Linked DNA regions of Homo sapiens: region 2 is linked to region 1. A link is an interaction called in ENCODE POLR2A ChIA-PET data of the cell type or tissue named here. Cell type or tissue: PC-9. All regions are shown on one strand. Each heading gives the region's core, and the rest is flanking DNA. Links, peaks and the distances in the headings are about the cores only.

Evidence for each region. ChIA-PET counts read pairs that join two places held together with the same protein. Peaks named below come from ENCODE experiments on the same cell type or tissue, not always from the same donor. Only the 100,000 strongest peaks of a DNase experiment are listed, where the experiment ranks them.
Region 2: POLR2A ChIA-PET joins it to region 1 with 5 read pairs; 2 of 35 experiments call an interaction of 5 or more read pairs at or near these places.

What each region holds. Positions count from the first base shown.
Region 1 is chr5:171,205,780-171,208,591 of GRCh38, forward strand. All of the region lies in intron 20 of RANBP17 (RAN binding protein 17), which reads left to right. Among named protein-coding and RNA genes, the nearest start is that of TLX3, 100 kb to the right of the region's middle. In PC-9, for the core only: CTCF peaks have their summits at 1,684 (motif pointing right) and 1,886; no DNase peak of the experiment used is centred there.
Region 2 is chr5:171,323,104-171,325,915 of GRCh38, forward strand. No RefSeq gene overlaps it. Among named protein-coding and RNA genes, the nearest start is that of TLX3, 15 kb to the left of the region's middle. In PC-9, for the core only: no CTCF peak of the experiment used is centred there; a DNase peak (open chromatin) is centred at 1,408; H3K4me3 peaks cover 570 bases.

The DNA.
Region 1 (2,812 bases), core at 123-2,622:
GCACAGTATTTGGAGACCCAGCTCAGAGAAGTCACTTTTTTGGTGCCGTTAAATATTGATAACTTAAAAATGACTTCCCCCAAATGATTGTTTATGTTGGAGTTGAAGGGATAATCTGGCTAACATCTTTAGGGATCAATGAATCCTACCATTTGACATTTTTGAGGGGAGATTTGAATCTCCATCTCAATTAGCAAGGCTGGGAAGATCATTTTATCTCTTCAAGGCCTAACCCATCATGCCACAGTTTTTCATTATCATGAAGATAATGAATGGACATGGAAAGGGAAAAATAAATAAGTCAAGGTTTGTCATTTGGTGTAAAATTTGAATTGACCTTTGCCAAGGGTTAGTACAGACAGGAAAAAAAAAAAAAACCCCCCACAGAAATGCCTTATCATGTAAGAGTTAAAAGAGCATAGACTTTGGTGATAGACAGACCCGGCTTAAAATCCCAGCTCTTCATTTACTGTGTTGTGAACCTTGGCAAGTCATTTCACCTGTCTGAGTCTTGGTTTTCTCATTTGAAAACAGATACAATTCAGTATCATGGTATATTGTAACCATTAAAATAGGTAAAGTGTACTCTGTATAATGTCTGGCACATTTTTGGTAGTTGTAAATGGTCGTTAATATTGTTCTAATAGTGTTGTATGACTTATGTTTGATCCCAGCAGGAAGTGATATTGTATGCAAGTCATCTAAGTGTTATATAATGCTTTCATGTCTTTTATGCATGAAACCATCAGAGCATGTGAAAAAAATTATATAATCTGAAAGCTAATTTACTTTTTAATCTAAACTATTTCTCAGTTACTTTTTTTAAACCCTCCTTATCCAAAGTTTCCTGTAAATTAAATTGCAATAGAAACTTCTTAAAGGTAACTGTCAACTACTATGCCACAGTTATGGCCAAAAATATAACTAATAGGGGATCTAGGCATGTTTTAGGGAGAACTCTACATATTATAAAAATTTTTAAACATTAATTTGATACTGACATATCTTTAATTATTATTAAAATATACTTCATCAGATTTATGTACCCAGAGAAGGGTTACAGATAAAATTTTTATGTCATTGAGTAATCATGCACATGGTTTTTATCTACATATAATATGTACAGAGATTATGAAATTTCAACATGGAAAGTCTTAAAATTCTCTTAACAGTGACAGTTAAACTGGAATTATATATGACCCTTTTATTTCTGCCTTTTTTTTAATTTTTAAGATACGGGGTCTTGTATGTTGCTCAGGCTGGACTCAAACTCCTGGGCTCAAGCGATCCTCCCACCTCAGCCTCCTGACTAGCTGGGACTGTGGTGCTACAGGTGTGCTCCACTGCACCCAGCTTGACTCTTTTATTTCTCTAAACATAAAGAGCAACTCTCAAAATCAAAATTTTCATTATTTGAAAAATAATAAAAGTCTACTTTGGGCACTGTAATATCGATGGTGATCTTGAAACCAGTCTACAACTCTAGGCTATCTAGTGATTAACATTTCATGTTTTTCTCTTCAACAGTTTCAACCAAGAGTCAAGGTCAGAAACCTTCCCCTCAGTGTCAAAGAAGAACTATCTGCCGTAATTGATACTGCCCAAAATTTAGAGAAGATACTGTATTGTTTTCCATTTCCTTATTTAGCTCCTTTGGGGGTAGCGGGGGAACCTTTCTGAAATGAAACTTTTGTCCAGCAGATGGCAGAAAATAGCAAACGGAAAATCTTGGGACTTAATGTTTTCTTGTGAACTAGAAACCTTTGTCTCCTCCATTTGACCATAGATGTTGAAGTTATCAGGGTCAGGGGCGGAGAGAAGTGTCAGTTATGCCAGAAGCTGTGTTAGATTGCCAAATGGGGTGGTTTGGTACTGGCGTTGCTTATAATAATTGAGTTTCAGTAGCAAATCAGCTTCCTTGGGAAAAGGCCAAGGGCTTTTCATAATTGTATTGACAACAAAATGAATATGATAAATGGTGTTCATTCAGTTGAGACAAGATTTATAGTTTTCCTTTGGGCGAGGGATGAAGAGCAAATATTTATAATAATAGTAAAATTTGTTTAAAAGTTATATTATTTGATAATTCAAAAAGCTTTATTAAAATATTTTGAAATACTTTAAGCAGTTTCAGGTGATAAAGTACAGATTCTTTTCAAAGTATTCAAGTAATGCAAAAATGAATAAGTATGATAAAAAAATGCCATGGATATGAAAGTCATTTATTTTTCCTGAAATATTGATATGTCAAACCGTCAGTGATGATTTCCACATTACTGCTGGGGAAAGTTTATTTGCCTTTTATCCACATAAATGTGTGTTCTTTAATTTGTTATACAATCCTTAGCATGCAGAAGAAACATCCTGTAAGAGCACATGTCATCTTAAAGTCAAAATGCATTTTATTTATGGCGATTATTTGATAAAATGCTATTTTAGTGGTTAGCTATTTAATTCAAAAACATTTCTATAAACACTGACTGCATTAACTGCCACACAAACTACATTGCTTTTCACTCTGTCCTTCCAAAACTAAATTGCCTGAAACTACACAGCAACCATCTTGATAAATGGTTTCCAGGGCTGGAGAATTGAAGGAAGATCATTGACATACTTCTTTGCCCCTATGATGGGAATGCAACAATAAGAAAACACCTTAGCTTGCAGTGCATCTGATCTCCTTGTTTAAAATTTTCCTAGATCATACTTAAACTGAAGTATCAAAAATCCAGAGGGAAGTTGGGAAAAAAATTAAGAATTTGTATGACATTATTTCCTCATATGCAGTCTTTTAACTGTTAAAATCTGATCA
Region 2 (2,812 bases), core at 256-2,755, 120 kb after region 1:
ATTTGTAATCATCAAGCCTTCCATTAACCAACTTATTTTTCTGCAAGGCTAATTGTCTGGAAATGACTTTCTTCTTATTTACTGTGCTATATTCTGCTTAGCTGGCTAAAAACGCCACCCCAGCAAACAGTGCTAGGGAAATTAATAATACATACAGAGAACAGTTTTAATTAGTATAATACCAAATGTTAATAAAAGATTTATGACACCGTTAGAAAGTTCTAATGGAAGAGATCTTTACAGCTTCAGGCTCAATTTGTCAGCACAGCCACGGCTGCCTTTCATGGGAGGCCAGATTTGGCTGATTTTGAGAGGCTGCTGGGGTGCAGAGGCCAGACCGGGGACCTCTACCTTTAAAAGAGGTTCGCTTGGAGCTACATAGAGAGTTCACACTAGAGGAGGGGAATTTGAGGCATGGATAGGAATGCTAATTTTAACTTGAACGAAGCCAAGTTATCTGCAAAGAGGAAGGCAGGCCAGCCTGAGTCCCTCTGGAGACATTTTCTGGGGTACCAGTGGTTTTTTGTCCGAACTAGAACAGGACTTTGAGAAGCTGGGCTGCTATTAATTCAAAAGCCATGGGAAACCGTATGCAGCGAACCCAGGAAAAGGACACGCGTAATATTTATTATCTCTTTTGCGTCATTTGCTTACACACATCTACAGTATTTAAATCTTCACAGCAGAAAGGTAGCATTAGCCTCGCTTTGCGGGTAAGCAAGTAAAGCTCTGGAGGGTAAGATCCTGGCCTGAGGTTTTATAGCTCGTGCATGGAGCAGGATTTGAACCCAGGTGTGAGAAAACCTCAGTGCCCTGACTCCTGCAAGGCAGCCCCAACGTGAGGAGCGGCTGACCCCATTCTTCCGCCGCGTGTTTTGTCCACATGATGTCAGCCACATGAGGGTCCAGACTGCAGGGGGCGCATCCAGGCAAGCAACTGGGGGCTTGCATTTTCACGTGGGTGGGCTGGCGCATTTCCACCTCTTACTGTCCTTGCCCCTTTATATGTCCACCTTCCCTACTGTGGTATGAGCTCACAAGAGCAGGGGCTGTTTCTTACCTCCTGGGGGTTCTCAGTGCCTGGTACATAGTAGGCATTAAAAAAAAAAAAAAAAAAGAATAAGTCCAAGGAAAAAAAGGAAGTGAAAAGGAGAATCAAATACAGCTTCAGTTTTCGGTGTTAACGGGAGAAATACTGACCTTGCATAAATATATTGTGTTGTGTTGCAGAAACTCACCCGCCTCCCGGCCACCAAGCCCATGCAACACTGGCTCAAGTATAAGGGGTTATTATTGTTGCCATTTTTTCCAGCCCCCAAGGGTCAGGTCTTGGGAGCAGCGGGAATCCTTCCTACGGTAAGCTGATTCTTTCTTAGCTCCCGTAATAAAAACTGACCAAACCAGTTACTTTCCTAACATTCTCTCCAATTTGAGAAGCTCCGTATCATGAGGCACTTGAGGGCTGATGGCTCATTTATCCAGCCCTGGATTAAAAGAGAAAAAAAACAAAAACAGCGAAAGTTCTTGGACAGAAATTTTCCAGGATATGTGGTAAAATAGCATGGGCTGTTTCTAGAAAAAGAAGCACAGTGTCTGAGACCCGGCCCGCCCTGGGAGGGACCCGAGAGGCTAGTCAGAGCACATTGCTCTGCAGAGCTGTTCCCTCTGAGAAGGAATCTTAGTCCTTCAGTGGGTGAAGGGTTAAACAGATTGTGGAATTTTTTTTTTTTTTTTTTTTTTTTTGAGACGGAGTCTTGCTCTGTCACCCAGGCTGGAGTGTAGTGGCACGATCTTGGCTCACTGCAAGCTCTGCCTCCCGGGTTCACACCATTCTCCTGCCTCAGCCTCCCAAGTAGCTGGGACCACAGGGGCCCGCCACCATGCCTGGCTAATTTTTTGTAGTTTTAGTAGAGACGGGGTTTCACCGTGTTAGCCAGGATGGTCTCGATCTCCTGACCTTGTGATCCGCCTGCCTCAGCCTCCCAAAGTGCTGGGATTACAGGCGTGAGCCACCGTGCCCAGCCCAAATTGTGGAATATTACTCAGCCATAAAGAGGAAGGAAATATTGATACATGCTGCAATGTGAATGTGGATGAACCTCAAAACCACGTTGCTATGTGAAAGAAGTCAGACTCACACTTGTACTCCCAGCACTTTGGGAGGCTGAGGCAGGGGGATTACTTGAGGTCAGGAGTTCGAGACCAACCTGGCCAACATGGTGAAACCCCATCTCTACTAAAAATACAACAAAATTAGCTGGGCGTGGTGACGGGTGCCAGTAATCCCAGCTACTCAGGAGTCTGAGGCAGGAGAGTTGCTTGAACCCGAGAGGCTGAGGTTGCAGTGAGCCGAGAACGTGCCATTGCACTCCAGCCTGGGCAACAAGAGTGAAACTCCGTCTCAAAAAAAAAAAAAAAGAAATCAGATACAAAAGCCACAGATTGTATGACTTCATTGATATGAATTGTTCTGTCCTGGAACAGGTAATTCCATAGAGATAGAAAGGAGATTAGTGTTTACCAGATGACAGGGGAACTGGGAGTGATTACTTAATGGGGCGATGAAAAAGTTTTGAAACTTAGATAAAAGTGGTGATTGCCTAACTTTGCAAGTGTACTAAATGTCACTGACTTGTACTCCTTAAAACGATTATATGTTATGTGAATTTAATCTAATTTTTAGAAGTCATTTAAAGAATATTAGCATTAAGTGTCCAGAGATACATTTTCCTGGGTGTTCATCACAGCAGTGGCTGTAAGAGGGGGAATTTGGAAATAACCATACGTCCATCATTTAAAAGTTAGCCACATA